Regions from separate parts of the Homo sapiens genome. Here region 2 is linked to region 1. Evidence: chromatin loops called from intact Hi-C (ENCODE). Cell type or tissue: GM12878. All regions are shown on one strand. Links, peaks and the distances in the headings refer to the core of each region. The heading gives the core; the rest is flanking DNA. Region 1 overlaps SMARCA2 (SWI/SNF related BAF chromatin remodeling complex subunit ATPase 2). Region 2 overlaps LOC105375951 (a long non-coding RNA gene).

Region 1 (12,705 bases), core at 3,309-11,308:
CTTGTGCTCCCAAACCAGATTGGTCAGATTGGCTACATACTCATCGGTCTGCTGCAAAAGGTAAGCTAAACGCCTGTCTTTCTTTTGATCAATCAGTTTTCTATAACCCTCCTCATCTTCAGCCTATTAAGGAAAGAAGAGCAGGATGAGAGCATAATATAAGCGTGCAGACAACTCCACTCTCCACTCTGTCCTCCCCTTGACAGTCTGCATTTTGACTGGTAGGAGTGTAGCAAACTGGATGAGTTGGGCTGTTCAAGCCATTGCACAGAGTCTGAAGTGGGACAAACACACAGAAGTGTGACGCCTACATCCCAGGACACTGGAGTTTACAGCAAAGTCCGGGCACAAAGCCACACTGTACGTGTGGTGTGATTAAGCACTCTGAGCCAAGCTCTTTGTTTTCTGTGTTGCTTTAACTGTACAAAAAGATTTTAGAATTTGACAATTCATGATCTAAACTTTATCTTTAACTCTATATTTTAGACATTTTCAAATATAATCAAAAGCAGAGAGAATAGTTTAATTTCTCCTATAACCAACCCCAAACAACAAAAATTCACTTGTGATGACTCCTGTTTCATTGCTACTCTTCTTCTAAACCCAAACTGAATTGTCTTGAAGCAAATTCCAGACATAATATCCTTTCATTCATAAATATTTCAAAAAGTACTACTAAAGGCAAGGAATCAAATGGGCTTTTAACAAATAATGTCTTATATTTTAAAAAGTCTTTCTTTTTGGCATTACAAACTTTGTGGTTAACAGGAAAGATCAAATTTGGGGGATTTTTTTTTTTTTTTTTTTTTTTTTTTTTTTTGGCCACAGATCTGCACTGAGTAATGGGCCCAGGTGACTGGAGACAAGTCACTTAGCACCTGAAGTCTGGTACTGCTGAGCAATAAAATAGATACAGTAATTCCCACCTCCACCTCCCATTAAGCAACATGATGAGGTTAAACAGAATAAAACTCTGATGTACTCTAAGCCATTTTGAGAGAAATCTCTTTGTGTATCCCAATAAAAGGACACTCCAAATTATTTTTATCATGTAATGCCACGATAAAAGGAGCAAGCTGCAAAATCTTTAAGAGGCAACTCCATTGCAAAAACAAAAACAAAAACTTGGGATCTTTTGTCCAGGGGTGTCACTCTAGCATCTGCCTGAGTGACAGCAGCTTCATCACTCAGTCTAGCTGCCGTCTGCCCTGTGGATGAGCAAGAGCCTCAAATGCTATTATAACTCTAATTGCTTTCGGTTATGGTTGAACTCACTTGAAGAAAGAGTGATAAAAAACTTCAGTTTCTCTATTATCTGTATATTCCATCACTTAATTGCAAAAATTAATGATTTGCAAATGCCTAATCATTAGTGTCAAACCAATCTGTTACTGAAGTTCTAATATAGTTTCACTTCAGTTGAGTCAGACAAATTTGACTGCTTAGTGATCAAATTACTACAAAAACGGTCTAGTCAGAAACCTCTCGGACAGTCCTCTCTCCCTGGTATGGAGAGGGAGGCAGGATAGGGTAGTAAGATGTAGTAGTACCTGCACACAGAGGCTTTTAAAACATGGTGTTTACTCTCTGGAATCCAAAAAATGAAAAAAATGCAAACTGTAATACCAGCCAGGAAGACAGTGTCACTTAGAATTTTCCAGGAACATAATTATGGTCTGAGACTAATGACCTTATCTTCATCTATGCAGGCATTACGTCCTAGATAGAATCTGCAGGTCTCCTATAATTATAACATCACACACACACACGCTTTTCTAAAATCCACAGTGTGCTCTGAGGTCCAATTCCAAAAATAAATGGTCAATAAAAACAAATACTCAGGCCAATGATATAAACCTATCTCTTCTGTGCTTATATGCCCATTAAAAAATAACAGTGCAAATGTAATAATCCATGAATAGCCTTTGACCATAACAAGGCTATCACAAAAAAGGCAACATTTCAAAATCAACTTAAAAATCACTTATTACACTGTTAGAGAATAATTTCTGCCATTAAAAAAGAAAGATAAGCACCAGAGGCTTCAAAACACAGACCTTCTTAGATTTGAAGACACGACTTAATGTGTTATTCATTCCAAAAAACGTGGTCATTCATCTCAAAGAGGCCATATTTTTAAAAGAACTGCATTTGCCATCCTTCCAGATCTGGTTATCAAACTCATGCAAAATACAGTACCTGCTTTTATGAGAGAAGCTGTAATGTGTACCGCGCAATGCCACCCCAGGACACAGAAATACTATACGCATCAGTCATCCCCCTAGATTTTTGGCATGCATTCTCCAGGAAAGAGAAAAAGTTTTTACTTCATCTCCCTAAGGTTCAAAGAAATTTACTAAAATTTTTGATAAGCAGTTTTCATTTTTTCCTTCTACTACCACCATATTTAATGGTCTCATTGCAGACGGACGTGGGTTGAGTAGTTTCCTGGGCTCCTGCAGGGAGTTCCTTACCATCAGTCGCCGCATTCTCTCCTTTTCAATCCGCTCTGTCTCCTTCTTCTGCTCTCTTTCAGTGTTGGCATGCCAAGTTGCCACTGCTTTGGAGAGCTTCTGGATCTTTCCGGCCACAGACCGATGATATTCCTTAAAATCTTTTGCATGTTGCAAAATACTGTTCAGGTATTCCTAGAAGATCCAAAAAGGGAAGAAAAGGATACTTAAAATCCAATGACCAGTGTCCTCTGAGCTATCAGTGTTGTCCAAGAAAACTCTCAGTGTGTGTTTAACAGCATAGGAAGACTAGAATCTGTTTGGGGATAGGTGCCCTGGTGTCTCTGCAGTTAAGGTGTGGGCCATGGGGCTGGTGGGAAAGATAGCCTCTTCGGGTTCCTTTTGTTGTAAGCTTTAGCAAGAGAAGCCTCCTTAGCCTTGAGGGTGTGGCCACATGAGAATGGAAAGATCGAAGACTGAAAGAGACCTACAAAATGGCAATGATAAAATGTAAAGCAAACCACTCATTCACTCCAAAATAAACCTGAGGAACATGAGTATTTCCAGCAAAAAGTATGTCACAAAAGTAATGTTTTTCTGCTCTAACTACCCTAGAGTATGACACAAAATAAGTTTATACAAAGTTAAAATTGCCATGCAGAATTTGTATCCACTTTTTAAATATATACTCTATTTACACTAAAATCCAACATTTTTTCAAAAGGAAACTAAGCTAAGCACTAAATTAAGCACAGGAAAACAAATACAATTTACAGGACTATGACAGGAAATCAAATCCTACATCAAAATATTTCCAAACCCCCAGAAAGGAATGTTTTTAATATTTGCCTCTGTGAAACATTCAACTAGGCCCTTCAGAGAAGCCAGGACACTATTATATTTGTTATGAAAATAACTTTTTGCTTTCTACTTTCCTTTTCCAAGTTCCTGCTCCCAGAATTTTGCTCTAGGAAATCCACCTATGCCCACCCATTCAAAAACTTCCCATGGGATTATGAACATGACACCTGTTATGGACTGAATGTTTGTGTCCTCCCAAAATTTATATATTGAAATGCTAACTCCCAATGTAATGGTATTAGGAGGTGGGGTCTTCGGGAGGTGATAAGGTCATGAGGGTAGAGCCCTTACGAATGGGATTAGTGCCCTTATAAAGGAAGCCCGGAGAGCTTTCTTGGCCTGCTTCCACCACGTAAGAAAACAAGGAGAAGTTAACAGTTTGCAACCCAGAAGAAGACCCTCACCAGAGCCCAGCCATGCTAGTACCCTGATCTCAGGCTTCCAGCCTCCAGAACGGTGAAAAATAAACTTCTGTTGCTCATCAACCACCCAGTTTGTGCTATTTTTTTATAGCAGCCCAGACAAACTAAGACAATACTAAACCTCATTGTGCTGCTAAGCAATTGTATGACCTTGGGCAGTCATTTATACGTCCTGGCTTAAGCGTCTTTGTCTATAAAATGATGTGGTTGGATTATGTACATGTCAAGGAACCGTTCTGTTCTGTGATGTCCCCACCACCCACAAGGGTCCATTTTTCAGTCATTCTGACCCCATTTGATGAATTCATTGGACAGCTCTGCCAAAGTGAGGGTGAGCAAAGCCCAGGGTCTAAGAACCTGGTGTTTCTGACGGCGTTTCCTCTCCTGCTCAATCTTCTGCTGCTTCTCCAGCTTCTCGGTCATGCGAGCTTCTCTCAGAGTCTGGCGCTTGCTCCGTTTGTATGCTTTGGAGTTGAGAGCCGTCTCCAGGGTCGTGTCCCTGCGCATGCAGGCCACCACCTCCTGTCTCAGCTGTCAAGAAGAGAGCAGTTAGACAGCCTTCCCTAACAGAAGCTAGGTTCCTGAACTCTGGCCTTCTCGCGGTTGCATTTAATGGAATAGAGTGGGGCGGGGAATCTCCACAAGCTTCTCAATCACCTTTGGTTTGTATTAAATGAAGGAACTAAAATCATGCCAAATGTATGCAATATTTTCAAGAACGGTACAAGATTTTTCTCCCCAAATAATTCAAATCAAAAGCAATTATAGTACTGTAACAGTAAAAGAAAGAAAAGATGTTGTCTTGCCTTTTAAATAACTTCATTTTCTCTAATTATTCTAATGATACCAATTAGCTAAATAAGCTTTTTAAATTTTCCGCTTTGTTTTAAGTGTCATGTTAACATTCTCTTTGTGTTTAAAGATTAATTTTAATGATGCTCCAAAAAAAGAATAAAAGAATTACTTTCACGTGTGGTAGCAGCAGGTACTCAAACAACGTTAATTCATAGTCTCATACAAAGGATGGGAAATATGAGTTTTGGCTTCTTCCCACTCCAATAATGATCTTCTTTCCAAGAGATCTACATTTTATATTATATCATGAACTTATTTCAGATCACAAATGTAATACTTTTATCTGTATTGCATGTTATGTGGTGGTAGGGGGTAGGGACTGGAGAATACACATTAAATAATCATTCCACTGCATCTGAAATATCATTAGTTACAGTTAATTTAATTAGGAAGCTTCATAAATAACAGATTTTTAAAATAATATCAAACAAAAATCAGAAATCAATAAGAGTCCGTCATGGCAACGCTAATTTGAACATAAACATATTCCGGAAAATATACTTGGTTAATATTCATTTAGTAAGATTTTATCCAGCACTTTATTAATTCATCTTATGAGGTCACCAATAAGAAAGAAGTAAACAGAACTCAGAGAATTTTCCCTTTTCTTTTTAAAATTTAAGCTGAAATCTACTCTCACAAACCAAGAGCCAAGTAGCACCTACCCACCACTAATGTCCATCTGTGAGATTATAGCCGGTAAGGCAAATATACACCCAAATTCCTACCACAATAGCAACTGGAGTGGCCTGTGATTTTAGTCACATCCTCCAACAAACCAAGTCAATACTTCCAAACTACTTTGACTCATTAATTATTCATTTCGCATGTTCCAGACTTTAACAAAACAAACCCATCTGACTAACAATGAAACGTTCCTTATCCCCTTTGGGTTAGTGAGGCAATCTGCGGACTAGCAAACTTGAACCTTTTCAGTCCACAAGGCAAAACTCGCCAAAGTGAAAATTAGCTCTAACTCATTCCACTTGTCTCTTACTAATTTAGAAATCAGAAAATAGGTCATTATACTGGCTTTTAATAACTGCTGTAAACTACAAGAGCAGATAATTTACTGATTAGTCAATACATGAGCCTGATGTGATCAAACACTCCAAACTTAGACATCGGTGAATAAATAAGCTATAAGACATTGCTTTATGTATTTCTATAAATGATGAACCACTAATTCAGTAGCGTGGCTACCATATTTGTTAAAATTATTTTCACAGTCGTGGCAAGCACTTTACATCTGTGCTTACAAAGAAGCTCCAATCCACTACCTTCTGGTTTTTCCTTGGAGTCATAAAAGCAAACATGAGCTACCCCACTTGTTCCCAAGGTTTTTCATCCATGGTAACAAAACGCCATAACTCTGACTTTGTAACCCATAGTACAGGAGGAAAAACTCTTTCCCATATACAGAAGAGAAAACCAGAATAATAAGCAGTTCATCTTCATCATTTTTAGTTGTAAGCTGTTGGTCTAAAAGATTCACTATTTTACTATATTTATATCTTTATATCTTTGTAACAATATTGAATAGACTAAAGGCAACACAGATAACACTTTAGGAACAATTACATTTATTTCCTACATCTCAGATTCACTGGGGAAAATGTATTACCTGACGCTGGAAATTGAGTAACCGAAGTGCTTTTAGTTCCACGGTTGCTTTGGTTCTTAAATCTGGTGGCAAAGAGCCAGGCAGATTTTCCAGTTCTTGTATCCTATGAGCTATGCGGGCCTGAAGTCTAAAGGAAACAATAAAATGGGGAAAAGGGGGCAGGGGAAAAACACATTACAATTTAATCTTAAATGATAAACAATGACATTAGGTTTAAGTCCGGGGCAAAACATATTCCAGATACTGATAGTTGATCTCTAACACCCAACTAGAATTTTTGATGTTAAGCAGAGAAAAGCTACCTTTGCATTAATGCAGACAGGTATATGTTACTTAACAATGTGGCTTCCTCCATAACCTCTATCTAACACTAGGGAAAGAAGGTTCACCCTGCATCTAGTGGGGAAGTCAAATGTCCTTGCTCACTCTTAGCAGAGAGAGAATATAAGAGACAGAACCAATTGACAAGCTTTCTAACTCCCAGCCAGACAGAATGCAGAGCTGAGAGCACAGACTTTTTTCTTCCGAACTTCTAGTTCTGTCCTAAGGCAACCAGACCATTTGTCTTCTTTGCCAAGATGCTGATGACGACAGCCATTAAAGCGCAGTGAGCAAGAACAGTTTTAGGTGCTGATGCCACAGAAATCAGCCAACCCTAAACATTCAGAAAGCGCTCTGCCAGCCACAACCACTTCCTCTGTGAGCAGAGCTTGCTTGAGAAAAGAAAATACAAATGAGGCTGTTTTAAAAAAATCAGGGCCAGCAGTAAATAGTACTCAAAAACCAAGAGTTTCTAGAAAAGGATGTTGAGGATTCTCGTTTTACACACCATCAAAAATATAACTGCATGTACTTCTTCATAATAAAGGCAGAGTAGAAAATAAAAGACCTCTGACTTTAGCCATTCACTTGGGATACTATTACTGTTAGATATATAAACTGCTGGTTTTAGAGTTCACCTGAATCCTATTCTGACAAAATAATTATATGCCATTTAAGACTATTTTTAGAACTACATCCCCTAAATCTGAGGCAAACTGTACTGAACTAGATTTCAACAAAGAAAGAATAATAATAAGTAATAAGTTAAAGTAGGCTAATATTAACAGCACTAAGTGCCTTTAATGTACAATGTTATTTAATTGTCTCTCTCTTACACACACAGACACGCCTCTGTAAGGTAAAAGTTATAATGGTCCCATTTTGCTGATGAGGAAAACTGAAGACACCTGGAGATACCACAGAGCTAGTAAAGAAGGGGGCCAAGATTGGAACCTCAATTTGCCTGATACCAAAACCACTGCAATAAAATGATAGATAATTAAGATACACTTTCCGAGAACCTTCCTGGACCTCAACTATAAAAGCTGAAAATTAAGAATTCTGTTAAAAATTATGCACAGCCATAAAAAAGAACCAAATCATGTCCTTTGCAGCAACATGGATGCAGCTGGAGGCCATTATCCTAAGCAAATTAATGCCGGAACAGAAAACCAAATACCGCATGTTCTCACTTTTAAGTGGCAGCTAAACACTGGGTATTCATGGACATAAAGATGGCAACAATACACACTGGGGACTACTAGACGGGGGAGGGAGGGAGCGCAGGAAGGGATGAAAAACTTTTAGGTACTATGCTCATTAGCTGAATGATGGGATCAACTGCACCCCAAACCTCAGCATCATGCAACATACCCATGTTAAGAAACCTATTCATGAATCCCCTCAATCTAAAATAAAAGTCGAAATTGTCTTAAAAAATGAATATTACAGTTTTTTCCAAACATGATGATGTTGCCAGAGTACAGAGCTGGGAGGACAGACTTTTTTCTTTCTAACTTCTGGTTCTGTCCTAAGGCAACCAGACCATTTGTCTTCCTTGCCAAGATGCTGATGACGACAGCCATCATTTTCATTAACGTGAAAAAGTGAAACCTCCTGGACCTAAATGCTGTAGAAGATCTAATACTTCATATAGCCCAAATATCAAAATGAGTGATTTTTTAAAAAACCTACAGTTGCTTAGTTTGGAAGGGAAATAAAATGTCATCATTTTTAAAAATTTAAAAATGGTGGTAAGGAAAACTATTTTTCAGGGACTTCACTAAAAATAGTATCTAAGACTGATTCTTGTTTTATTTGCTATACGCACGTTATTCGTTCTAATTTATTAAATGATTTGTCATCATAATGTGTTAATATTATCACTGCTACCGTGCTGTCGTTATTGTTTTTTCTTTGTTTGTTTGAGATGGAGTCTCGCTCTGTCGGCCAGGCTGGAGTGCAGTGGCACTATCTCTGCTCACTGCAACCTCCGCCTCCCAGGTTCAAGCGATTCTCCTGCCTCTCAGCCTCCCATGTAGCTGGGGCTATAGGCACGTGCCACCACGCCCAGCTAATTTTTGTATTTTTAGTAGAGACGGGGTTTTGCCATGTTGGCCAGGCTGGTCTCAAACTCCTGACCTCAGGTGATCCGCAGGCATCGGCCTCCCGAAGTGCTGGGATTACAGGCATGAGCCACCATGCCTGGCCCGTGCTATTAACTATGCATACCAACACAAACAATAGCATTTTTAAGTGGTTTAATCATTCAAAAGACTGAAAGTTTTGTATTTCATGCAACAATAATAAACTCATCATTTTACTCTTTTGGCAAAATTGTTCAAATTCTCCCAACTTTCTTCCACATTCCTTGTACTAGTGATACTCGTGAGATTATTACCGTGGTTTTTAATTTTCACTATATGAAACAGACATCTACTTCATTTACTCATTTTCTACAACATCTATGTAGCCCCAAATCTCTGGATACAGCAACAGATGATGCATCTTAACAATTAAGATGTAAAGAAAAAAATCCACTATTGATTTTTTTTGAAATATATAATTTAAAGGGAAAAAATAAAACTGAGACAACTTTACTTTCACAGGTTAAGGCCATACCAAAGGAAAATTAAGTATTATAGTGGCGTGAGCCCATGGCCAATGATTTGGTTATTCCGCATCCTTGGTTCTAGATTCCTTGCAGATCTTTCTTATTTGAATATCCTAGAACTCAAACTATCCCTTGGTATTCTGATTTACTCTCTTTGACAAAGTGGGTCAGATGCCAAATTAGAGGAATTCCTACTTAATCTTCCAAACAACCATGGAACTAGGACTAAATAAGTAATCGTCAGATAACTGGGGTGATAGGGTAGAGATTACATCACATTGAACTGGGAGGTGGGAAGCAGGGAAGTGGAGCGGAAATGAGGAGATGGGGGGTGGGAACCCCGGGGAGATGGGGCACTGTGTGACTTAGGCACTGGAGAGAGAGAGTGGGAGCGAGGGGGGTGCACCTCTCCCTGAAATGACTCCTTCTCCAAGGAGCCCAGTTATTTGTCAGTGAATCTGATTCCCTGGCACAAAAGAATCCCTTTTCTGGAAGGGAGGCAAGAAGTACAAAGCGCAAACTCTAGGAGAAGAGGAAAGGTAGACTCCATAGTAAAATTATATGCATTTGATTCAGCACATGGTGGGGAAGAAGCAAAGGTACAGGAGGGGCTTCTTTAACACAGAAGATTATATCTTTGTTGATGTTGTTGTTGTTAATAGAAATCTTCATTTTAAATAATGTTCCTCTCCAGACAATTTCATCTCCCCATCAGTGAGATTCAGCAGGTAGTCCGATAAAGAGATTCAGGATTCTAAACTTCCCCAAACAACAACAAGATGTAATACTGCATAACTGCAGGGGACTCATTTAGCGTCCTCACGAGTACAGAAAATTGATGCAGAATTAGGTCACACAGGTTTTTCATACAGATTGAACAGTAAATCACGAGGGGTTACTGTTCTGGCAAGAAAAAGAGTTGCATTAAATGCAACAGATACTTGTTCAGGTCCAGAGGAGAAGTTTATGATTCCTGTAGGAGAGTTATCTGAACAGAAAATGACACTGGTACATTTTGTTCCTTCAAGGAGCTGAGTGACACTTTAAAAAGAGAGCGTGTGTGACTTTTTGTAACTCTGCTGGTAAAGCAGCTACTGGTAATTTTTGAGAAGGAATTTTCAGGATTGCAATGGCGACAAGGGCAGGTCAAAAAAAAAAAAAAATCACAGGTAAGCAGCCTATGCCTGCTTCCTGACACAAAGAGGATATACCGCTCTTTTCATACTAAAGTCTGACTTTATTCCGAAGAGGGCTGATATAATTCAGACATGTTCTTCCCAAATAAACCCCTTCAAGTGTGAAATACATCTTCCAGGCAAACATGTGTGGAATTAGTTTACATGCCAATGTGATGATTCCTGAGGTACTTTTGATCAGACATCTAACTCTAAATAGAAGAAAGCGAAGTTAGGCACAATGAGAAGGCATCAAAAGTGTGCCAAAAAGAAAAAAAAGAAAAAAAAAAAGCAGTACAGGGAAACATCTCTCTGACACTTACTATGGAAGTAATAAAGTTCCATTATAAGAGAAAGATGGTCAAAAAGAAAGGATCCAATTTAAGTGGGAAAAATGTTTGAACTAGAGAGCTTGTACAGAGCTGCAGCAAAGTGCTCATAGGCAGACATTTATTTATGCTATGAATGAAAAAGAAGGTCAATTTGTCAACGTTCTGATTTTATGATGAACAAGGAAAAGCAGCCAACTGACTTAAACGTTAAAAAAATTTAAGATGCTGAAAACTTCCTGTCAAATTTCATAGACAAGGTAAATGATATTACAAGACCCAAAGAAATTAACATCTGTTCAAGAATTTCTGACAGATGATTTTTGCTGAAACTAAGTTTATCAAATTGTAAAAGAGGTTTTTTAGACCCCTCTCTAATCTTTGATCGGATGATAAAGATGAACTGGATCCTAACAGTTATCAATGCTAAAGGCTGGTAAGCCATTCTGTCACAAAGGGTCAAAAGAAGAAAAAAAATGGTTCATTTGTTGTCTTTTGCAAGTGCCTAAGGGACTTCATTTAACCCTTTTAAGGGATAAATTTAATCTCTGCAGTTGAACAACTTACCTTCAAATAGGCAGAAGAGAGCTATTGCTCTGTAACCAAAGAATACAAAACATGCCCCATAATGCTGTCACCACCAAACTGTGCTTCTTCTCCAGGTGGCCATGAGAAAATTCAGACCAAAGGACCCATGACCTTTCTGGATTCAGGGTTGTCCAGATCAGTCGTTTCAAAAGCCACATGGCTTTACAAAAGAGTAGGCATTTATAAAGCAATAATAATACTATGAAAAATTGCCATTCTCCACATTTTGTAATGCATGTAATTTAAAAGATACTGACAGCATTTTTTATTGACATAGGAGGGCAGAACAAAAGCTTTTTACACATTGGAATAGGCCAAATAGTACTACTTAATACTGTGCACTTTGGAAGACCATCCACTAAGGTAATCTCCAAAAAAGTTCCTAAAATAAACTTATTACAAGAAAGTCCTGCAATGAAAATTCCAGAAAAAATGATTAAGAACATTTAGGAGTTAGCAAAATAAAAAGTTAAAACACACTTGTGCACACACACATACCAGGCTGAATAAGGGAAAGAAGTCTAGACATATGTAAAAATTTCTAGCTATAGAAAGCATCTCTCTTCTAAGGGTAGTTCACATAGTTTAACAAAGGTACTGGTAATTCAAATGGAAAAAAAAAATGTTTTAACTAGGGAGCTTGTACAGAGCTTTTTCCTTTCCTAGGGTAGGAAAAAAAATATCAGCTCTTAGGAAGTCAGAATTTTAGAGCATCCACATTGTATTTCTCTATTCTATTACTGACTTTTTCCAATACTTTTAGCTTTTTAAAAACTCAACAGTAACATACAGAATGTACTGCACATTAGTCTATTGCACATGAATAGAGGAATATGCTAGTATTTGACTTTATAACACACAGCAATTATTCACCCAGCAGAATCTGCCTATCAGCACTGAAATATCAATTGACAATGAGTATCTAGCTCTCTGGGAATACATGAAATGGTGGAAATAGCAATATAAAATCTCTTAACAGATGATTATTAATAGTGATGAGAATAAAGTTATATTCTTCATCCAAAAAAATAAACACATCTAATGGCAAGTTATTCTGATTTCTTTCAGATTACCTCTCTAGGCTGGTAACTTAGTATTTTAGTCTGATAAGAAATGAGTGATGTGCTTTTCAATAAAGATTAAGGTAACCTTTTAAAAGGAAGCCCAGACACTGTTTACCAACATTCTCTATAATTTTTAAACTCTAATTTTCCTTAAAATTAAAGTCTTTGGGAAATAATAATAGGTATTATTTATTGAATGTTTCAGTATCATTTTATCTTCCCAACACTATGAGAGGTATCTTCTTTTAGCCTAGGAGGAAACTGAGTCACAGAAAAGAGACATAACTTCGCCACGGTAAGAAGTTACTGATGACACAGTATGCTTTCTGGCAGACTCCAGAATCCACAACCTTAGCTTCATTTTATCTTGACTTAATACTTGCCGGACTCCCTTTTGGG
Region 2 (12,705 bases), core at 2,645-10,644, 110 kb after region 1:
GGATAGAAATGTGCATGGAATATTATTACCAATAATTATGGAGGGAACATTTAGCCTGTTGTTCAACTCACAATGCCCATAGTGTAGGTTATAACAAAAGGAATCGCAAATGGTCTGAAGATACCTGTTTCTGAAGCAATAGTACCATAGGGGTCTTGAGTAATGTTAGTTAATGTTTAGCATAACTACGGGAGGGTGTTTCTATTTAAGGTTGCTATGGTACATTTTTTTTCCACTTCCATTTCAGCTTTTTCCCCGCCCCTTTCAGATTGACAGGGGCATCATTCTCTATAATATATTTTCCTTCTATTATTCTGTCCTTGGACTTATTAATCCATCATTTTCTTTGGCCCTGCTTTTCAAATGTTAGATATGAGCTGTGATATTTGTCTTGGCTAGCAAAATAAACGGGATGTGAAGATTCACTCAGAATGCATCTTTCTTATGTTCTTTTATGTCTCCAAGAGAAACCTCAGAGACATGCTTCCTCCTGACTTCATTCCCCTCTGACTAACCCCCTCCCATTTCATGTTTCCCCTTTATCTATAGATAACATAGCATGATCCTGAAAGCTGGTTAATTATTTCTCTGTCCAGATGGGTGGGGGAAGCCAGGAAGGGAACACAGAGGTTTATCAGAAAAACATAAGTGGTGCTGCATCAGCACAGAAGCCTCTCTACCTAAAGAGAGTGGGTTACAAGCTAGAAAGAGACAATAACATTAAAAGCAATATTTCTGTCATGAGGCCTTCTCAGAGCTGTGAAACTAACCTGCTTGTATTTTTTTCTACAGCCCATAAAAGGGCTCACAGCCAGAAAATACAAATCCCATAGGCTGCTATTATGCTGATGACAGTGAAGAAAGGAGGAAAATTGTTTCATTGCTGAATTGCAGATATAATTATGACATTTTATATATTTTGCAGTCTGTACCAAAGAGTTGTATTAATATCTACTATACCCTATAGCAGGAGAGAAGTTAGCACCTTAATGCTGGGGATTCAGACTCTGATTTTGCTGAGATTGAATCCCCCTGGCTATTTACTAATATAAATTTTGTGGTTAAAGGAAAACTCAGAAGCAGGTGATAATGGCTGCATCTTTCGCGGGACCAGCTGATTCATACAAATCATTTGTACAGTGCAGGGAGTGAAGCTAATTGCACTTGCACAATGTGTCTTTCATTGCCAAGATCTGCAGCAAAAGTCTAACTGCTTACTTCAGCCAAAGACGGATACAATGGGGCGTTGAGAAAAATTTAAATACGTAGCCATAGTTCACAGGAGAAATGTTTGGGAATTGATTTGCGGGGCTTGCAAATCAATACAATTATGACGAAGAAGCTGAAACTCCTGTTAGTGAAGTAACCTGGCAGTCAAGTATTTGTGGATTGAAGGGATGATTAAAAAGAGAGAGAAAAAAGTCCATCATTACTTTCAAATGTAGCTCAGGCCACAAAGCAGGGGTTGGTGATCCAGTCCACACTTTGTATTAAGAATTAAGTATTTCTGGTGAACAGTGAGCCAATAAGTAAACAAACAACATTTTGGGAGATGCAGAATAGACAGGGAAATAAAATGTATAGTAATGAAATATTCATAACCTTGCATTTTATGGACCTCAAACACTAGTTCCGTGATTTACCCTATTTCTGTATGCAGTAGTATGCGATCTGGCGAACAATAATAAAGATGGCATTAGAATGCTACTGCCTCAGTGTCATGGAGAAGGGAGGATTAATCAGTACTGTACGATAGCTGTAAACTTGAGTAAATAGAAGCACATATAGGTAGTTGCTTTCCTGCACACTTTATGTTTGGCCCATGGAAATGGGGGAGATGAGAAATAAAGTAATTATGAAAATGATGAGCATCAGCACCCAGCTTCACATAAATAAACACATCATTCTCTCAGGTCCTGGTTGCTCAGGGGTGCTGGTTCACACCAGCTGCTCCCAAGAGAATGTAGTGGTCATTATTTCACATCAAGAGTCATCTTTGCAGAGCTCTTGGCCCACTTTACCCCTAAATTCAAAATACTGTACTCTGTACCTAGTAGTCTCCTTACATAGGAAATAGTGGCCCAGTGTCTGTCTGGCTTTTGGCCTCACCCACTGTCAGAGGTCTGATCAGAAGGGACATGGAAATGCTGAATAAAACCTGGGAGGAAAAGACAGTCATACCATCTTGCTTCAAAGAATATCTCATGCATTCCTGCTTCATACCTGTCCCTTCATTTTTGAGCCAACCTCAAATTGCTGGTATTTACTATTTGTCCCAGATTTCATAGGCATAGTTGGCCTTTAGCCTGACCAGCGCTTCTGCCATGGTGTCTTCCTCCTTAGCAGGTCTGGTTTTGCTCCCATTTTGACTGAGGAGCTGTATATCACACTTGTTTGGTGCTGATAGTGCCCTTTGCTGAGATGAAACTATAGTAACAGGGCAATGCTCCATGAAAACTACTACATTATCTTTGCAATTTTCCTGTGTCTTGCAGACTTGTAAGTACTCTGCCAATCACTGGGTTCCTATTCTCCACACCCCCACTCCTTTTATAAATGAACAAAATTGCTTAACCATTAACATGCCTCTGAAGTATAAGCCTAGTACTCAGAATTGATCAGCTAAACTTCCCATGGGGCAAGCTTAAATGATTTTCATTAAAATTCTAGCATTGATCTTTTGATATTTACCTTGTCATGGTAAGTCACCATCTCTTCCATTTTCCTTAACAAGACAACACAGTAAGCCAAATATTCTTCAGTTATGTATTAATATTTTGAGGAGTATGACTTAGCATGCCTTTATTTCTTAACTAGACTTATGAGATACACTTACTGCTTCAGGACTGAAAGCGCACTTAAAAACCTTTCAAATGTGCAAATTATCTATTCCAGAGAGAACCAGAAATTATACCCCTATGGGTGACAAATATGCATAATCAATAGATTAACTGTAAGCCTTGGGGAATAAGTTGTTTTATGACCCTTGCTAATTCTCTATTTTCATCACTCAAAACTGGAAGTATAGTGATGAGCACAGAGTAGCAATAATAGGTTCTCGGTAAATGTTGAAGTGGATGAATGAATTCCATGGTCTTGGTGAATTTTTTTTTACCCCAAGACATGATGAGGTTGGATGTCGTGTTCTTACAGAGAAATCAATCCAAGATGGGATATATTATCAAGAGTGAGTTAAAGGACACTTAAATTAATTAAAACAAAGTATTTAATTGGCTTTTCCATATGCATACCTTGTCCCAGGATATATTTCCTTTTTCTATTCTTGTGTCTTCCTCTTCAAAGTTCTGGTAGATATTTTTACTTGGAATCTTCAAGTATACTCTTCTCTACCATCTATCATGGAAAATAGGGTTGCAGGCAGAACCGGGGCAGCATTTGCTCAATTCTAATTTCTGAATTTTCCTATATCATATGTGTGTGTGTGTATATATATATATTATATATATACACATATATATTATATATATACATATATATTATATATATATTATATACACATATATAATATACATACATATATATTATATATACATATATAATATATATACATACATATATATTATATATACATATATATAATATATATACATACATATATATTATATATACATATATATTATATATATACATATATATTACATATATTTTATATATACATGTATATCTGATGTGACACAAAAGAATAAGCAAGGCAGTAAACTGAAGTTCTGTGAAGCAATTGCCTGATTTTATTCTAAGCTTTAAAAGAAGATAAACTTATAATATTTTGGTCCAGAGGATTCCAATGAATTGACAGCGTTCAATGATTAAAAATGGTGAAGGGTAAATAAATCATTAAAAGTAATGACAGAAAACATCGCCTACCTTGGGAAACAAATGATGTGAGTCATCTCGTTACTTATGAAAAGCAACCCATTAGTGAATCATGAGTATCATCTGAGACACAGACTCTTCATTTGGGCTGCAGAATTGGTTCTAAACTCATCAAATTAGACGGATGCTCCCAGCCACACAATTCTGTCAACTTGTTCATTCAGGGCTTTTATGCTCCCTGTGAATATTGTCTAAAACAGTCCTTAAAAGGGCCGTACAGGTACTTTATTTCCAGAACGGTAATAATAGTAGGTCCCTAAATGAAGTTTTAGAGATACTAAGTTGCAAACTCTACCCTTTTCTTTTCTTTCACCTCCCACTGGCAACCTTATAAATGTTTCACTCCATAACATTTTGGTCTAAGTTGGATAAAACATACCTTCCTAGGGTTCTCTATTTGCTAATAGAAAAGGAGCCGAGTGTTGCCACTGAACTTGCTGGGAAGTGCTTTGACTTCAGGTGAGCTCACAATCAGCTTAGCACCGCAGTGCTGTGATTTGGGTCATAATTAAAAGATTTTACTATAGAAAATGACCGTGCTGTTTGCACATTCCTTTCATGTCCTTCAGGAAGAATGACATCAAGCACTTACTTGCCTTTTATATACTTTTTTTAAGGTAGCATAGTGAAATAGGAAAAGCCAAGGTTGTAAAAAATAGACCTAGCTCCAAATCCTGGCATTGGCAATTAGGAACTTTGTGAACTGGGCAAATTACTTAACATCGTTGAGCTCTGGTTTCTTCAAGTGTGCAATGCACCAATAACACCAGCCTTGCAAGATTCTTATATGGATTAAATTAAATTAAATATTTAAAGCATTTGGTATTTTGTAGGCATTTATTAAATGTTGTTTATCATCGTTATACCTTCTATTATCTCTTTCTAAATTTCTATTTCCTCCAATAGTATGCTCCTCTGTGAAATTGTGTGATTATGTCAGGTTCTAAACAATTTGATAAAAGCTTATAAGAGTTAATGAGCTCAGTGAGCTCATTTTTTTTTTTTTTTTTTTTTTTTGAGACAGAGTCTTGCTCCGTTACCTAGGGTGGAGTGCAGTGGCGCTATCTCTTCTCACTGCAACTTCCATCTCCTGGGTTCAAGCTATCCTCCTGCCTCAGCCTTCCAAGTAGCTGGGAATCACAGGCGCCCACCACCACGGCCGGCGAATTTTTGTATTTTTAATAGAGATGGGGTTTCGCCATATTAGTCAGGCTGGTCTCAAACTTCTGACCTCAGGGGATCCACCCACCTTGGCCTCCCAAAGTGTTGGGATTACAGGCGTGAGCCACCGCATCCAGCCTCATTTTTCTTTCAATCATGGAATGCTGAAAGGATTCCCCCTCCATGAAGAATTTCCTATTTTTCTATGGGAAATTCTCCCCATGAGCTATTCTAGCACTTTGCTTTCATATCTGTTTTATTAATAATTTAAGTATACATTGTGTTATAGTCTGTGGATTACATGACTGTCTCTGATATATTAGAAGTTCCTTGAGGAAGGCCCAAATTTATTTTTGCCATAGACAATAACACCATGTTTGGGGTCCCCAATATATATATTGACTTGGATAAAGAATGCAATAAGGTACTCTCAAGGACTTGGAAAAGGAAAGAAAATTCATTGTAATTCACTCTCCAGTTTTGCTCTGCAATGGCACGTAGCTCATTTGGAGAATTGACCCAAAGATACATTATTCATTGTGCATTCAAGAAAGAGAAAATAATTCCTATCCTTCTTTTTACATCAGGAGGCACTTAAAAGAAATTATCTGAATTATGGTACTTGCCCACCTCCCTAAGGATGCCAGAGGGAATGCGCTTTCCAATTCCTCCTTTTCCACCCTAAATGCCACCTTCAGTGTCACCAAGAAAAAAGAAAAGCCAACCAGGGGTTCTACATCTAATTATACTTTTTACTAGATTCATACACGGTCTTTGAAGGGATGGCAAGGAAAAGCAATGGATGTCACAAACTATGATGAAGATATGATATGGTCAGAATTTATTATTCCTGAGACCTTTTTAAAAGACAATGTGACACTGTAGCAATACTCTTTGTAGGGGAAGAAAATGATTGCAGTTTTTGCTTCTGGTAGAACTGAGAATCAAGGCTCTCTTACTATTAATTTTTCCTTATCTCCTTCCTTATAGGTATAGGATCAGACTCTAGGTATAGCAAGCTTCTAACATTGTGGGAGCTTTGGGCAACTAGTTCATTCATTTGACACACCTTTAACCAACAAATAGGGTCCTCATAGCAGAGTTCCTAACAGCACCAGCCCTCGTGCCCTGGCCTCTGGTCTAAGTTTTGCCTCCGCCACTTACTAGCTGGATTACCTGGGGGAAAATTTTCTCACTTGTGCCTAGTTTTCTCATTTGTAGAATGAGTCAGAAAGTTGACAGAACACACTTCACAGGGTTGTTGTGAGGATTGAGTGTGTTATGAGAGGCAAAGGATATTGATCAATGTCCTGGCACATAGCAAACACAACACATTTAGCTAAAAAGCAATACAAAAAACTCATTTGCAGCTACCTCCTATGTGCTAGATACATATAGCTATGTGATGGGCATTACATGAATGGGATGGTTGCTGCTCTTGAAGAAGACGTATTCTAGCAGGAAGAACAATATGTAGCAAACAATTATGATGTAGTATGGCGTGTATTTACAGAGTGTTGAACAATCATTTTTGGGGGGATAAAAGTTTGGGGCAGCGAGGGTGATAAATGTGATGGGTGTCTAAAGAGTGGTCAGTGTTTTCCATGCACTGAATGGGGCAGAGGACAAGCCTGGATGGATGAAGGGATGAAGCATATTCTGAAATTCCGTCAGAGCAGCTGCTGTAACACGGCTTGAGTGGAGAAGGTATATGGCTAGGGCGGCAGTGGAGGATGAGGCTGGAAAGGTTGGGAGGGGGATAGACAGTGAGGCCCATGTATGTCATGCGAGAGTTTATTCTTCTTTTTTTTTTTTTTTTTTTTTTTTTTTTTTTTTTCTGAGACGGAGTCTGGCTCTGTCGCCCAGGCTGGAGTGCAGTGGCGGGATCTCGGCTCCCTGCAAGCTCCGCCTCCCGGGTTCACGCCATTCTCCTGCCTCAGCCTCCCAAGTAGCTGGGACTACAGGCGCCCGCCACCACGCCCGGCTAATTTTTTGTATTTTTTAGTAGAGACGGGGTTTCACCGTTTTAGCCAGGATGGTCTCGATCTCCTGACCTCGTGATCCGCCCGCCTCGGCCTCCCAAAGTGCTGGGATCACAGGCGTGAGCCACCGCGCCCGGCCGAGAGTTTATTCTTTATTCCAAAAGTGACGGACTTCCCCAAGAGGCTTCAAAGCTGGGGGGGGTGTTACGATCATATAATTGAGCACTCAGTGCTTATTACATTCATGTTGCATTTAAGCACTCAGGGAGAAATCATAACTAAATGTTATAACTAACACAAACATGGTGAGTTTGCAATCAAATTCCCTTTGCACTAATGAGAACTACTCTGTTGCCTTGTGCCTGTCTCTTTAACTCCCTGAATTTCATTTTCATCAAGGTTGTTAGGAGGTTTGAATGAGATAATATACGTATAGCACTTTGAGAAAGGTAAAAGAACATGGAAACATGCTGTCGTTATTGGTAAGTCCGCTTTAAAGACTGGAGAAACAAAGAAGGCATCAATTGAATTGAATTGAATGGCACGGCCTCTCCTACCGGTCTACCCATAGAGGGCAGCATCCTTCAAAGGACTGATGGGGCCAGGGCTGCACACCTGCCAGCAGAAGAGAAAATGAGGGCAGCTGGGGAGGCAAGATTTTTTCTCACATGAGTTTCTTCGTCTTAAGTTGGAGATGACACCTACCTTGTAGATGCTGCGACTGGGATTGGAGGTGATCTATATGGGAGGCAGTATACGACAATGGTGAAGGGAGTCTTTAGAGTCAAACACATAGGTTTGACCCCTAACTTATTCATCGAATGTCCTTGAGCAGGTTAGCTCATTTAAGTCTCAATTGGCTTATCTGTAAAATGGAGAAAATAATAAGGCCTATTTTATAGAACTGTTGTCAAGATTAAATGTGATAACAAAGTGAAGTGTTTAGCGTAGTGCCTAGTTCACAATAACTATCCACTACATTTATTTGCCATCTCTATGTAGAAAATTTAAAAACCATGATTAAAATTGCTTTCTAATTAGATACTACCATCCTCAGCTAGTAAAAGGCTTACTTGGATTTTAAACTAAAATATATGCAGCTTCAAAGCTTCCATTTTTTCCCCTATATCATGCTGCCGGTCCTGATATGTCATAGATCCCAACACAAAAGCTCAGCTCTGGTATAAAAATGAGGAATTGAAAGTGAGTACAGATGATATTTCTAGATTGTCAAGTTTTGCAAAATGTGTAAAAGAAAACAAGCAGTATCAAGACCTGAAGGTGAGTTGCATATTTAAGATTCTTTCTTTTTAATAATCTAAGCTGTTATTAGCAGTGGATGAGAAAACATTAATTTAAAAAATCTGTATATGATTTCTTTCCTTGATGCATTTTTTACTCCTAATGCAATGTACATAGTATAAATAAGTAATGTAATCAAGTTTATCTTTGGAAGAAAAAGTTAATAATCCTACTAGAGAGTTGGAAATAAATGATGCTCTTATTGCATTTATTACAAATCACACAAAGCAAATCACCCCAACCTGAAACTGTGTATTGCTGGAATATGTTGAATCCCTTTGTCACCCTCCTTACGTTCCCAGTTGCCTCTGGATCCAGGCAGAGAAACTGCATGGAACCGTTCAAGGGCCAGCAGGAACCCCTATGTCCACCTTGTGACTTCCAAAGACACCAGGCCCCAGGCATTCGTGGACTTGCATTTAGGGAGGTGGAGATCTCAGGAGGCTGTGCTCAGCATTCAGGGGCCAGAATGGACTGTACTACTCAGAATAGTGACAACAAATGCTTGACAAACAGATCCACATAAAGTGATGATAAAAGGAAGCACACTGGGTTTGTGAGACTTCAAAGTGAGTGAACTGTATGTGAGAAAGGGGAACAGAGACAGTCAGACACCAAGCAGATAGTGGACAGAAATACATTACAGGAATGAGCAGAGAGGAAAGGAGGCAAGGTGGATCCCCGGGGTGGGGGTGGGGAGGGGCCTCACCTGGGTCCTGCTGTTTGGAGAGTTTCTGTAGGTCATGATCAGATTCATGTGAAATGTAGCATAGGGAACTCTGATGACACATTCACAGTCTTTACTCCCTGGACATGTTATCATATTATATGCCTCTTGCTTTCCACATGATGGCTCTAAGATTGATAATCTAGGGAACCTGGAGGGCCCCTTTATCTCTGAGGTCAGTGTCCAAGTGGCTTGTCACCACTTCTCATTCTGAATGAAGGCTAAGCTCTTCCCATGGGCTTCCCGTGGGCTCTGAGTTTCTTTTCCTCCTGTCTTCTCTTTTCACTCATTATCTTGCCTTCCTGTGTACGTTCAATATCTGCTACTCTATTGGTATTTTCTCCTTAGCCTTTAAACACAAGCAAGTCTCTCCAACAAAAACAAGACAAACAAAACCAAAACACCTTCCTTGAAGTCCACCCCACACACTCCTACACACTCCCTTTCTGAGAAGTCTTCTGAGACACACACTTCCCTGTCCCCTGGAGACCTCCCTTGCCTCCAGTGGAGGTAATGGCCTCTGCCTGTGTCCCTCAGCACTCTGTGCATGTGTTCTTCTACCACAGCACTTTCACATGCCATCATCATGGGTTGTCTTCTTCCCTCTCCCTCAGTGGCCCATGTGTGACTTCAGGAATGGGGATCTATCTTTCTTCTCTATTCCTGTTGCTAGCTCACTGGAGCTAGGAACAAGTTTAATGTGCTAAAAGTTTTGTTGCACCCTGTTGTATTAGTCAGGATTTTCAAGAGAAATGGAACCAACAGAAGATAGATGATGATTGACAAGGGGAGGGGGAAAGAGATTTAGTATGAGAAAATGGATCACATGATTATGGAAGCTTAGCAGTCCCAAGATCTGCAGTTGGCAAGCTGGAGATCCAGGAGAAATGATATATAGTTCTGGTCCAAGTCCAATTTCAAAGGTGGAAGAAGACCAACGTCCTCCGTCCAAAGACAGTCAGGCAGAGACAGAATTCTTTTCTACTCAGCTTTTGTTCCATTCAGGCCTTCAACGGATGGGATGAGATCCATCCAAATTGGGGAGGGCAATCTGTTTTTTCAGCCTATTGATTCAAATGTTAATCTCATGCAGAAACGGCATCATGGACACACTCAGAATAAAGTTTAGCCAAATATCTGGGCACCACATGGCCCAGTCAAGTGGATACATAAGGTTAACCATCATGCTTGTACATCATATTTTTTGATTTTCATTGCAGTTTCTATCTCTTTTGGCAACATGTTAGCTCCATAGCCTTCAGAGGTCCCTCCCTTATCCAATTTCCTTCAATCCTTAATGCCTACACTATATAATATATATAGTACATATATATAGTATAATATATAGTATATATATAGTAAAATATATAGTATATATACTATATATAATATATATAGTATATACTATATATTATATACTATATATACTATATATGGTATATACTATATATAGTATATACCATATATAGTATATATAGTATATACCATATATAGTATATAATATATAGTATATAATACTATGTATAGTATATATAGTATATATATTATATATTATATACTTATATAATAATATTTAATATTATATTTATTATATATAATTAAATATACAATAATTATATATTATAAATATATGTAATATTTGTTATATATATTTATATTATAATTATAAATATATACTATATTATATATAGTATATATAGTATATATTATATATAGTATAAATAGTATTATATATTATATATATATAATACTATATACTATATACTATATATACAATAAATAATATATATACACTATATATACACTATATATATACACTATATATACTATATATACACCATATATAGTATATAATATATATAGTGTATATATATTATATAGTATATATATATAAAGTATATATAGTATATAGTATATATATATATATAAAATATATAGTGTAATTATAGCTCTCTTCTATTGTTCTGTGGTCCATGACCAAGCATAATACTTTTCAAAAATTGTAAGTTCATGCAAGGCAGCAGCCAGGCTGGGGGAGGGACGCCTGCCATTGCTGAGGCTTGCTTGAGTAGGTAAACAAAGCGGCCTGGAAGCTTGAACTGGGTGGAGCCCACTGCAGCTCAAGGAGGCCTGCTTGCCTCTGTAGACTCCACCTCTGGGGGCAGGGCATAGCCAAACAAAAGGCAGCAGAAACCTCTGCAGACTTAAATGTCCCTGTCTGACAGCTTTGAAGAGCATAGTGGTCCTCCCAGCACAGAGTTTGAGATCTGAGAATGGACAGATTGCCTCCTCAAGTGGGTCCCTGACCCCCGAGTAGCCTAACTGGGAGGCACCCCCTAGTAGGGTCAGACTGACACCTCACACAGAGGGGTACCCCTCTGAGACAAAACTTCCAGAGGAACAATCAGGCAGCAACATTTGCTGTTCAGCAATGTTCGCTGTTCTGCAGCCTCCGCTGCTGATACCCAGGCAAAAAGTGTCTGGAATGGACCTCCAGCAAACTCCAACAAACCTGCAGCTGAGGGTCCTGACTGTTAGAAGGAAAACTAACAAACAAAAAGGACATCCACACCAAAACCCCATCTGTACGTCACCATCATCAAAGACCAATGGTAGATAAAACCACAAAGATGGGGAAAAAACAGAGCAGAAAAGCTGAAAATTCTAAAAATCAGAGTGCCTGTCTTCCTCCAAAGGAACGCAGCTCCTCAGCAGCGATGGAACAAAGCTGGACGGAGAATGACTTTGACGAACTGAGAGAAGAAGGCTTCAGGCAATCAAACTTCTCCTAGCTAAAGGAGGAAGTTTGAACCCATCGCAAAGAAGTTAAAAACCTTGAAAAAAGATTAGATGAATGGCTAACTAGAATAACCAATGTAGAGAAGTCCTTAAATGACCTGATGGAGCTGAAAACCGTAGCACGAGAACTACATGATGAATGCACAAGATTCAGTAGCTGATGCGATCACCTGGAAGAAAGGGTATCAGTGATTGAAGATCAAATGAATGAAATGAAGCGAGAAGAGAAGTTTAGAGAAAAAAGAATAAAAAGAAATGAACAAAGCCTCCAAGAAATATAGGACTATGTGAAAAGACCAAATCTACGTCTGATTGGTGTACCTGAAAGTGACGGGGAGAATGGAACCAAGTTGGAAAACACTCTGCAGGATATTATCCAGGAGAACTTCCCCAACCTAGCAAGGCAGGCCAACATTTAAATTCAGGAAATACAGAGAATGACACAAAGATACTCCTCGAGAAGAGCAACTCCAAGACACGTAATTGTCAGATTCACCAAAGTTGAAATGAAGGAAAAAATGTTAAAGGCAGCCAGAGAAAAAGGTCGGGTTACCCACAAAGGGAATTCCGCCCATCAGACTAACAGCTGATCTCTCGGCAGAAACTCTACAAGCCAGAAGAGAGTGCATGCCAATATTCAACATTCTTAAAGAAAAGAATTTTCAACCCAGAATTTCATATCCAGCCAAACTAAGCTTCATAAGTGAAGGAGAAATAAAATCCTTTACAGACAAGCAAATGCTGAGAGATTTTGTCACCACCAGGCCTGCCCTACAAGACCTCCTGAAGGAAGCACTAAACATGGAAAGGAACAACTGGTACCAGCCACTGCAAAAATAT

The links. Hi-C counts contacts between places; a loop is a spot of excess contacts. Peaks named below come from ENCODE experiments on the same cell type or tissue, not always from the same donor. Only the 100,000 strongest peaks of a DNase experiment are listed, where the experiment ranks them.
Region 2: it touches region 1 in a loop (3-fold over the local background); 15 of 110 quality-filtered maps call a loop at or near these places.

Annotation. Positions count from the first base shown.
Region 1 is chr9:2,048,234-2,060,938 of GRCh38, reverse strand. It overlaps SMARCA2 (SWI/SNF related BAF chromatin remodeling complex subunit ATPase 2), which reads right to left. Exons shown (of 34, transcript NM_003070.5): 6 at 6,216-6,342; 7 at 4,094-4,267; 8 at 2,475-2,648; 9 at 1-123. Among named protein-coding and RNA genes, the nearest start is that of SMARCA2, 39 kb to the right of the region's middle. In GM12878, for the core only: no CTCF peak of the experiment used is centred there; DNase peaks (open chromatin) are centred at 5,448 and 6,848; H3K4me3 peaks cover 516 bases; H3K27ac peaks cover 3,121 bases.
Region 2 is chr9:1,935,177-1,947,881 of GRCh38, reverse strand. All of the region lies in intron 2 of LOC105375951 (a long non-coding RNA gene), which reads right to left. Among named protein-coding and RNA genes, the nearest start is that of SMARCA2, 74 kb to the left of the region's middle. In GM12878, for the core only: CTCF peaks have their summits at 5,691 and 7,599 (motif pointing right); DNase peaks (open chromatin) are centred at 7,661, 8,971, 9,391, 9,649 and 1 weaker place; H3K4me3 peaks cover 2,413 bases; H3K27ac peaks cover 3,042 bases.